Linked DNA regions of Homo sapiens: region 2 is linked to region 1. Evidence: chromatin loops called from intact Hi-C (ENCODE). Cell type or tissue: PC-9. All regions are shown on one strand. Each heading gives the region's core, and the rest is flanking DNA. Links, peaks and the distances in the headings are about the cores only. Region 1 holds the start of TFDP1 (transcription factor Dp-1). Region 2 overlaps SLC9D1 (solute carrier family 9 member D1).

Region 1 (5,368 bases), core at 276-5,275:
CCTGGTCGCAGGTCAGGGAGGGCAGACACCCCAAAAGGCCTCGCAGGGACCACTGAAACCTCTGCGCCAACGGAGAGGGCTCCACACTCTGGACGCATTTTCGCTACAGATGTATCTCAGGCAGAGGCAGCATGTGCGGACTCTTTCCAACTCTGTGCGGTAAGTAGGTAAACACATCAACAGCACCTTTCACTCAGTTACAAAACGATGCACGGTGGGAAACACTAAAGAATCCAGCTGGTGTTTCAGTGACTGACATAACCAAGCACGGTAAAGAACCGCACACCAATAAAATAGACTAAATTTCTGGCTTTAAAAAATTTTCAAAATATTCTATAGTTTCATGACAACTGCAAAGCAGGCTAAGTAGCATTTTTTACCAGATTTCATAAATCAGGAAATCTCATCCTTCTGAGAAAAAAAGTGGCCAAAACAAGTCCTTAGCTCTTGGTCCACCCAAGTGGAATTAACTTCCTCTGTAGGAAGACAGGTGCCAGCAGGTGGCTACAGCCTGAGCCCTGAGCCTGGCCCCCGTCCAGCGTCTCATGTGGAAGCCCCCCAAGAAATGCAGGATTCGCTGCGGTGCTGCAACACCCTCCACCTCAATTTAATTAAGGCGTTTATTTAAAATTATCAATTAACACAGTCGGTAAAGATAAGGAAAAAGTCAGAAGGCACCACCCCATCACCACCCAACTGCAGTGTGGTATCCAAGGCCACAACTTGTGGGTGGTGACCGCAGCTTCAGAGATCAGATCCTTCCATCTTTCACCTTCATCCCGCTTCAGACGCTTTAAAAGTCTGAAAATAAACACTACTGTAGCTTATGTGTTGTCATTCTGAAATAAAGGCAGAGAACTACAAAGAATTTAGTGCGAGGCAAACATTCGTGTGCAGCATGAAGCAAACATACTTACATCTTTTGCCATGTTACCAGATCCGGGAAATCAATGCTACAAATGTTCACCTTCCCAGAGAAGAAAAATGATTTTTCTGGTAAAAAAAAAAAAAAAAGTAAGGAAAAACAAGAAATAAGTAAGAATGAAAAACGAAGTTTAAAAAATAACACATCTCAAAGGAAACGCGGACCTTCCTTCCCAAAGGCACCCTCCATCCTGAGAGCGGAGCTGGCCAAACCGACTCCCACACTCAGGATTTTCAGTCGCCTCGCCAGACGGAAATGCCCCCTGCGGAAAAGTGGCCCGCGGGCCCGCAGGGTCACCACCACTACCCCCAGGTCCCCGACGGCCCGCCCAGCGGCCGAGGGTGGGGCCGAGCCCCAGGAGCCAGGGCGCAGCGCCTCCCTCCCGCCGCTGCAGGGGGGTGCCCCACCACCCACCTGGGCACAGCCCCGGGGTCCCGGCGCAACGTGCAGGCTCGCGGCGTCCACCCCAGACCCCGGCGGCGCCCGCCCGGCTGACCGGTAACTCTGACAGGTGGGCTTCCGGGGTCCGCGCCGCGCGCCTGTCACTAGGCCTCGGGCCGCCTCCGCACGAGGCGCCTCCCGCGCGCGCCGGAACCGGGTCCCCGCGGGCCGCCGTGGGGCGGCCTCCCCTCCCCCGCCCTGCGCGCTCCGGCCGACCCTGGCCCCAGCCCCGGCCCCGGCCCCGGCCCCACCTCCAGCGTGGGGCGCGGACGCTGCTGTCGGCCGGGAGGGCCGGGCCCGGGACCCCCGCCCCGCGGTCACCTGGGGAGCCCCTACCAGCGCCGAGCGCGCGGGGTCCCCGAGGCACAGGAGCGCGCAGGGCGCGGGAGGGCGCGGGTCGGGGCCGCGCGGCGCCTACACGCGGCCGGGGCAAGGGATGGGGTGGCCGGGGGTCCCGCCCGCACCCCCGGCTCCCGCCCGCGGCTCCCGCGGCATCCCCTGCCCACCCGCACCTGGCTGCCCGGTCCGGCCGCGCGGGCGGGGACGCGGAGAGGGCGCGGTGCGGAGCGCGGGGCGGCGCGGAGAGGCGCGGGCTGGGGCCGGGCCGGGCGGTCCCGGCCGTGGCGGGGTCCCTGCCCTGGGCCGAGTGGCGCCGGGACGCGGGGCTCACCCTGGCCGAGCGTCGGGCCGGCGTGACGTGCGCGCGGCGCGGTGACGTGGGCGGCGGCGGGCCCGCTCCGCGCAGCGCGCCTGCGCGCCTTTTCGCGCCTTCGGCGCCCTCCTCCTCCTCTTCTGCTGCTCCTCGGTCTCCCGCTCCTCCCGCCAGTGCTGCGCGCCCTGGGAGAGCGGGGAGGGGCTGTGCGCGCGTGTCCGTGTGTGCGCGTGCGCGTGCGGAGATGTAGCTGGGGCCTGCGCCGGGACGGGCAGTGCGCGCGCGCGGCGTGCGCTCGGCGGCCAAGGGACTGTGTTTGTGCGCGCCTCTGACTGTGTGTGTCCGGAGAGAGAGGTGGCCGGCTGTGTGCAAGAGTGTGTGTGCACATGGGGGAGCGGGGCCGGCTATGTGCACGAGTGTGTGTGCATGTGGGGGAGCGGGAGCTGGTGTGTGCACGTGGGGGAGCGGGGCCGGCTGTGTGCAAGAGTGTGTGTGCACGTGGGGGAGCAGGGACTAGTGTGTGCACTAGTGCATGTGCACGTGAGGGAGCGGGGACTGGTGTGTGCACTAGTGTGTGTGCATGTGAGGGAGCGGGGACTGGTGTGTGCACTCGTGTGTGTGCATGTGAGGGAGCGGGGACTGGTGTGTGCACTCGTGTGTGTGCATGTGAGGGAGCGGGGACTGGTGTGTGCACTCGTGTGTGTGCATGTGAGGGAGCGGGGACTGGTGTGTGCACTCGTGTGTGTGCATGTGAGGGAGCGGGGACTGGTGTGTGCACTCGTGTGTGTGCATGTGAGGGAGCGGGGACTGGTGTGTGCACTAGTGTGTGCATGTGAGGGAGCGGGGACTGGTGTGTGCACTAGTGTGTGCATGTGAGGGAGCGGGGACTGGTGTGTGCACTAGTGTGTGCATGTGAGGGAGCGGGGACTGGTGTGTGCACTCGTGTGTGTGCATGTGAGGGAGCGGGGACTGGTGTGTGCACTAGTGTGTGTGCATGTGAGGGAGCGGGGACTGGTGTGTGCACTAGTGTGTGTGCATGTGAGGGAGCGGGGACTGGTGTGTGCACTAGTGTGTGTGCACATGGGGCAGCAGGTAGGGGGCCGGGTATGTCAGGATGTGTGTTTGTGTGCAGGGAGCAGAGAGTGCCGGCTGTGTGCGCGAGTGTGGGGGGGGGAGCAGGGACTAGTGTGTGCAGGAGTGTGTGTGCACTTGGAAGAGCGGGGCCGGGTGTGTGCTTGAGTGTGTGTGCTCAAAGAGGAGAGCCAGCTGTGTGTGCGCCTGTATGCACGGAGGAGAGGGGGCCGCTTGTGTGCACGAGTGTGTGTGCACATAAAGGGCCGACTGTGTGTGGGGCTGTGCATGTATGGAGAGCAGGTGTGTGCATAGACGTGTGTATGTGGACACACGGAGGAGAGCAGGTGTGTGTGCGTGCGTGGCACAGAGGCCTCTGCCTCTGCTGGACCCGGTGGCCTCCAAGCCCACGACGGGCCTCCGCCCAGATTCCCAACAATTCTGGGCGTCCTCGGTGCCCACCGGACGCAGCCTGGCCCGGGACTCGGGAGGGAAAGCAGGGACAGGAAAACTCCAGAAACAGTTTCATTGCATGGTGAGCCTGGTGGTCCCGGAGTCTTGGAGACTTAATCCACCCTGGAGGGCCCCGCCGCTAGGGCCAGGCCCGAGCACCCCAGCCAAGGGCGGGCTAGGCCAGAGAAGAGTCCGAAGTTCAGGGCCACAGCAGGCGGCAGAGGCTGGTGCGCGCCGAGGGTAAGGAACATCTACAGAGGACTTGAGGAGCTGACCAAAGGCCTCTCTGCCTGTGCGGTGTATTATTACATGACAGCCCACTTTGCACGTTTTATGCTGATTTTGGCCACTCCTGCCCCTCAGGCAACGCCGCACCCCCTAAAGCTCTGGTCACTTGGCTTAAACTGCTTACAAGTTAGCACCCGTTTCTTCTTTGAAGACTACCAGAAACGCTCACTTTCTGCGAGCTGGTTCACACAAATAGATACTTAGAGAACACTGATGTTCCTCAAATGGCCCTATCTTCCTAGGTCCGTTCCTTCTGTTTCACAGGGATTCTTTATGTGTTCCTAAATGTCAGTATTTGAGCCCTGATGGCAACAGTGACACCCTCCCAGCCTCTGGGGACTTCTCCCTGAGACCTGGGGGCTCCAGTTAGGAGGATACACACGTAGGGTCCAAAATTGGGGTCTTAAACGTCTTCCCCACAAATTCAGGATTCTGATAATTCAACAATGTTTATATGGCTGATAACTAATATTATTCAAAGAAGTTTCTGCACAAAAATCACTGTACTGAGATACTCCGAACGCGCACGAGGCACTGCGGCAATGAATGCTCACGGTGCTCTGTGTGGCTTAGGAAAAGGGCAAAAAGTTACTCCCTTTTTCCTCTCCATAGCCACATGTTCCACAGAAAGCCCTCGTTTCTCTTAACAAAAGTTAACAGAATTCCCTCTAAAATTTTGGTTGATGATCCAAATATTTTTAGCCACTGCCTTGCCTTGCAGTCTCTCGATTGGGTTGCTGAAATGCAAACTTCCTAAATAAGCCCATAACCCTCGGAATTTATCTAAGCCTTTGGCCTCCCTGTATCTCTGGAGCCTGGGCTGTTTAGGAGATAGGGTTCTTTGAATGATGCACTCGTTCAGGTGTTGACTTGCACCACATGCCAGAGGCTGGGTTCAGCCCTATGGTTGGGGCCAGATACTGTCTTGTTTTGTGCATGTGGGCACCAGATTCAGCTACCGTCCCAAATATTACATGGAAATGGCCTGTGCTGTGTTTTACTAGAAGTGAACGTGTCCTTCCCAGGAAAAGTCTTCATCTCGCAAAAGCTGTGTGTGTGTCTGCTCCAGAGTCTCCAGGCATGGTGCAAACTCTCCCCACCAATTCCACACCCCCATTAAACTGTCCTCTCTTTCAGAGAGAGAGAATTTTCTAACCCTGTTTTAATTCTAAATCTGCTGATTACATATCCAGATTGTCTTTTGTTTCCCTCCTCGATGACATTGGTCTTTTCTCCAACCATCTCCTATTTTCTGCCTTCTTCCATCACTATGGCAAGAGGCCTTCAGTGGGAGGACAAGCAGGAGGCAGGGACTCATGGAATTTATGGGGAAAGTTAAAAAATAATATTCCTGGATATGCGTAAATGGCATTTTCTTGATCTTTAGTAAAATGTCAATAAAGGCATCTCTAGAAAACTTTGCTCTGTGTATTTGAGTGTATCATAAAACACAGGAAAATCTGTGCGCTTTCCCAACCTCCAGGTCTGTCCCGTGTGGCTCTCCTTTGCTCTCACAGATCAACACTCCTAAGTCCCCC
Region 2 (5,368 bases), core at 223-5,222, 50 kb after region 1:
GAGGGCTGCCCAGAGAGCGAGAAAACCTGAGAGCCGGGCAGAGTCACTGTAATGGAAGAAGCCACTGGGAGGGCAACACGGAAGTTGTCCAGATAAGACAATTCTGCTGGGAGTTATTTTCAAAGAGAAAAATACTCTGGAATGGATAAAACAATGTAAGAATTTAAATAAGTCACACTCTTGAAATAGTTAAAATCACTACAACCAGAAGCAAATCATAATTTCCTCCCAGGTTTACAAAACATTAGCAGGCAATTATATATAAGAAACAATTTTTGTTAATTTACTTTTTTTAAATGGAAACTTTTTTTTTTTTGAGGCAGTCTTGCTCTATCAACTCTGCCTCTGCCTCCTGGGTTCAAGTGATTCTCTTGCCTCAGCCTCCCAAGTGTCTGGGACTGCAGGCAGGCGCCACCATGCCCAGGTAATTTTTGTATTTTTGGTAGAGACGGGGTTTCACCATGTTGGCCAAGCTGGTCTCGAACTCCTGACCTCAGAAGATCTACCCACCTCGGCCTCCCAAAGTGCTGCGATTACAGGCGTGAGCCACCGCGCCCAGCCGGAAACTTTTTATTTTGAGATAATTATATATTAACCTGCAGTTTTAAGAGTAATACAAAGTCCTCATTACCCTTTAGTTTCCCCAATGGTAACATCTTGCCAAATTACAGCACAAGATCCCACTCAGGTGCTGATACGGACACAGCAAAGACAGCGAGTGCCATCCATCCCCAGTCCCTCCCCAGACCCCGACTCAGGTGCCGATATAGACACAGCAAACACAGCGAATGCCATCCCCATCCCCTCCCCAGACCCCCACTCAGGTGCCGATACAGACACAGCGAAGACAGCGAGTGCCATCCCCAGCCCCTCCCCAGACTGCCCATCCTCAATTCCTGGGAACCACGAGCCTTTCCTCAACTTCAGAATCTTCTCGCCTCATAAATGTGACATAAAAAGAACCACACAGTACGCAGCCTTTGGGGGCTGCCTGCCCACTCTGCGCAGTTCTCGGAGGTGTGTGCCGGTGGTTTTACTGCTGGGTGGCGTTCCGTGGTATGGACATAGCTCAGTTTGTTGAACATTTATTTACCCACTGAAGTACCTTTGGACTGTTTATGGCTAATACGAATAAAGCTGCTATAAACACCTGTGTACAGGCTACTGTGTGAACACGGCTTCATTTCTCTGGGATAAACAGCAGGAAGAGCACCTGCCGGGCTGAACAGTGACGGTGCACAGGTGCACTGTTGGGACAATGGTGACGGTGCCCAGGTGCGCTGTCAGGACTACTGAGACTCTATGGGGGTCCAGGAGCATCTCCCGCCACTCTCATGTAAAGACTGTCGTCTCGGTAAGCAGAAGCCCACTTTCCAAAATGAACTTTATTTTTTAACCTTTCACATGGCAGAACTTATACAGTTAATTAGCTTGTGAGCAACACAGTTAAAAACTGTTTTTCCAAACTTAATTTTGTATTTCAGGTGCAAAGCTATTTGAAAATTTAAGACAGAGTAGCATGGTTTGATATTAGTGTTTATGGCGCTTTTTATCATCACAGTTTTGTTTGTTTTGATATGGGGTCTTGCTCTGTCGCCCAGGCTGGAGTGCAGTGGCACGATCTTGGCTCACTGCAAGCTCCGCCTCCCGCGTTCACGCCATTCTCCTGCCTCAGCCTCCTGAGTAGCTGGGACTACAGGCGCCCGCCACCACACCCAGCTAATTTTTTTTGTACTTTTAGTAGAGACGGGGTTTCATCATGTTAGCCAGGATGGTCTCGATCTCCTGACCTTGTGATCCACCCGCCTCAGCCTCCCAAAGTGCTGGGATGACAGGCGTGAGCCACCACACCCGGCCGTTTTTTTTTGATATGGGGTCTTGCTCTGTCACCCAGGCTAGAGTGCAGTGGTGCGACCACAGCTCCCTGCAGCCTTGGCCTCCTGGGCTCAAGCCATCCTCCCAGCTCAGTCTCTCCAGCAGCTGGTCTATACATGAGCGCGACCACGCCCCAGCTGGTTTTTCTATTTTTTGTAGCAGAGGGGTTCTCACTCTGTTGTCCTGGCTGCTCCCAAACTTCTGAGCTCAAGTGATTCTCCTGCCTCAGCTTCCCCACATGCTAGGACTACAGGTGTGAGCCACTATACCCGGCCCACGGATTTGTTTTTAATGAAATACTCACAAACACTATTTTAGCAAAGTGCTTAAGAGTATGAGTCAAACCAGTTAAACGGGTTTAGCTCCCTGTATTATATTTTGATGGGTAGTATAAGAAAGTGTGTATAAAATAAAAAATACTAGTAAATGTTTCAAATATTTTAACCATTATTAAAATGGAAAGGTAAAGAATGGATCACAAGATTTCAGTGAAAGAGATTATGTATCAGATTACATAAATAACACATAGTTTGAGAATTACCGTTAACATTAAGAAGATAAAGGCAGATATTCCCAAGATCAGGATTTCTTTGTTCCCCTTGCTTTCCATGTGCAGCTTCCGATAATAGGGTCCAATGAGATACTTCTTTATAACAAGACATAAAAGAAAAACCGCCGCTAGTGAAAAAAGAATCTGACCAATCAAAACCAGGATTCGGAGAACTTCCACGACAATGCTGGGAAAGAAAAAAGAGACGTGATTTCACTTCCAAAACACAGTTCTCTAAAACTCAATAAAATAATCTTTCAGTTTTTTTCTTTAACATGCTACAAAATAAATTACCTGAATCATACACATCTTTATTTTCAAATACAAAAACACCTATGAATCATACTCATCTCAGAAATTAAGTTGTGTTGAGCCAAAGGTGGAAGCTGCATTGGTTTGCAGTCAATACTCTGGGGTGAATGCGTATTCTAGAATGTGAAAATTCTCGACTGACAGCGTTCCTATCTCAGCTGATGCCTGACGATAAAATTCCTCGCCAGGCCTCAGCCGCACATCAAAGTCTCCGCCAGGCAGCGGTTGCTCTCCGTGCCCCACCGCAGTCGCCTGATGGACGAACTCCAGCGACCGTCAGCAAGGCACTCCCGAGGCAGCCAGCTCTGAGGTCTGTGTCTGTGATTCAGACACAGAGAAAGTGATCCTTTGCTATGTTCTGTTTAGAATATACTACCCAGATCTCAGAATAGATCACCATCTCAGCCAGCGGACATCCACTATCTGCCGTCTTCACAAATATACCTATATTTAACCTTAGCCTTCCACCACTCAGGCCACAATTCTGGTGAAAGTTTCCTCGGTGGAGGAAACCTATGATTCCCAAGGGCGTCAGCCTCTGCAGTCTGGCTTAAAGCAGAAGTGCTGGAAACGCAAATCTCAAACTGCCATGATTCCTTCGGGGAACCACAGCAGAGCTGGGCTTGAAGCAGAGAGGGATGGAATGAAGGGATGGAATGAAGGGATGGAATGAAGGGATCAACAACGGCCACAGAAGCAGCTGTGAAGGAGCATCATTCAGAGCTCGCTGCAGGGCCCACGTCTGCAACTTCAGGAGGGAGGCAGCGTCCTTCAGAGCTCGCTGCAGGGCCCACGTCTGCGACTTCAGTAGGAGGGAGGCAGCGTCCTTCAGAGCTCGCTGCAGGGCCCACGTCTGCGACTTCAGGAGGGAGGCAGCGTCCTTCAGAGCTCGCTGCAGGGCCCACGTCTGCGACTTCAGGAGGGAGGCAGCGTCCTTCAGAGCTCGCTGCAGGGCCCACGTCTGCGACTTCAGGAGGGAGGCAGCGTCCTTCAGAGCTCGCTGCAGGGCCCACGTCTGCGACTTCAGTAGGAGGGAGGCAGCGTCCTTCAGAGCTCGCTGCAGGGCCCACGTCTGCGACTTCAGGAGGGAGGCAGCGTCCTTCAGAGCTCGCTGCAGGGCCCACGTCTGCGACTTAGAAGGAGGGAGGCAGCGTCCTTCAGAGCTCACTGCAGGGCCCAAGTCCGCGACTCAGAGAGAGGCCCCTTTCTGCAGCCCTGGCAGGAACGGAGACAGACTCACGGCCAAGCAGACCAGGCCTGCCGCACTCCTGACAGCTTTGCCACACTGCCAGGCCCACGTCTGGCCCTGGGCCCAGCACCGTGGTCCCTGCCTGGGCTGCCACCCCTTCCCCCACAGCTCCAGTGGCCTCCTCCTGATCCATCTGCTCTCCACACAGAGGCCCAGACAGCTCATCAGGACCCTCAATCAGCTCCTGGACGCTGGGATGGAACCCAGGCTTCTCTGCCCTGCCATGCCCTTCCACTGCCCCAGCCCACCCACACAGGCCACAGAGCCCCTTGCCTGGGAGGTCCCTACCCTAGACTCTTCTCCCAACAGGCTTAGCTGCATTCCTCAAATTCCAGCCACATCTCCAAAGGTAGAGCCTGTGCGTCTGGGGGCTCACGGCTGCTCACCAGCTCCTCTTCCTGTTTGAATCATTCGCAGGGCGGTTCCCTGCTGCGGATGTCTTGTCTACCACTCATTTGTGCATCATTCATTCATTGCCTCTCCAAAACACAACAGCAGCTCCCCACATGGGGAACGTCCTCTGCTGAGCTCACCCTTGCATCCTGAGCCCCTAGAGCACTGTGTGCAGAGCACTGTGTGCCACCTATTATGGCAGCCTGGTAAGAGCTGTACGATCCCCACTGCTACGTCACAGATGAGAACAGGGGCAGAGACCAGGTGATCTGCTCCAGGCCACACGCCCAGTGCAGAGAGCTGGGGACAACTCAGGTATCTGGCTCCAGGACCAAGCCCCTAACGGCTACACAAGCTCTCCACAGCCACCATCCCCAGGGTTTGGATTTAGGTCTAATTCCCAGAAGACTCCCACAGTGTCCATTAAATGCACAGTGATGAGGGCTCAGAAAGATGCCAATCAGAAGCCACAGTGCGCTCAACTCTGACCTCTTTGAAAGACAATCACCGTGACAAGTTTCTCAGGATTCCGGCTTGCCGCCGTGCCACCGGCAGGTCCACGTGCGTGCTGCTCTTGATCTGCATGTACGGGGCGCCGTGTCACCTGCAGGTCCACACGCGTGCTGCTCTTGATCTGCACGTACGGGGCGCCGTGCCACCTGCAGGTCCACACGCGTGTGCTGCTCTTGATCTGCATGTACGGGGTGCCGTGCCACCTGCAGGTCCACGCGTGTGCTGCTCTTGATCTGCACGTACGGGGCGCCGTGTCACCTGCAGGTCCACACGCATGCTGCTCTTGATCTGTATGTACAGGGCGCCGTGCCACCTGCAGGTCCACGCGTGTGCTGCTCTTGATCTGCACATACGGGGCGCCGTGTCCACGGCTGTTCTGACTGTCTCAGCGTGTTTGGACAAGCTTCCCATCAGCACATCTGACCTGCGGACAGGTGAGTGGACAAGCTTCCCATCAGCACGTCTGGCCCGCGGAC

What was found. Hi-C counts contacts between places; a loop is a spot of excess contacts. Peaks named below come from ENCODE experiments on the same cell type or tissue, not always from the same donor. Only the 100,000 strongest peaks of a DNase experiment are listed, where the experiment ranks them.
Region 2: it touches region 1 in a loop (6-fold over the local background); 2 of 110 quality-filtered maps call a loop at or near these places.

What each region holds. Positions count from the first base shown.
Region 1 is chr13:113,581,399-113,586,766 of GRCh38, reverse strand. TFDP1 (transcription factor Dp-1) reads right to left here and starts at 2,014. Exons shown (of 12, transcript NM_007111.5): 1 at 1,879-2,014; 2 at 918-993. The coding sequence starts at 929. RefSeq lists enhancers at 1-242, 2,220-3,191, 3,192-4,165 and silencers at 1,182-1,551, 1,922-2,251. In PC-9, for the core only: no CTCF peak of the experiment used is centred there; a DNase peak (open chromatin) is centred at 2,226; H3K4me3 peaks cover 1,809 bases.
Region 2 is chr13:113,531,289-113,536,656 of GRCh38, reverse strand. It overlaps SLC9D1 (solute carrier family 9 member D1), which reads right to left. Exons shown (of 13, transcript NM_017905.6): 9 at 2,417-2,612. Among named protein-coding and RNA genes, the nearest start is that of SLC9D1, 43 kb to the right of the region's middle. In PC-9, for the core only: no CTCF peak of the experiment used is centred there; DNase peaks (open chromatin) are centred at 2,236, 2,896 and 4,346; H3K4me3 peaks cover 1,495 bases; H3K27ac peaks cover 2,337 bases.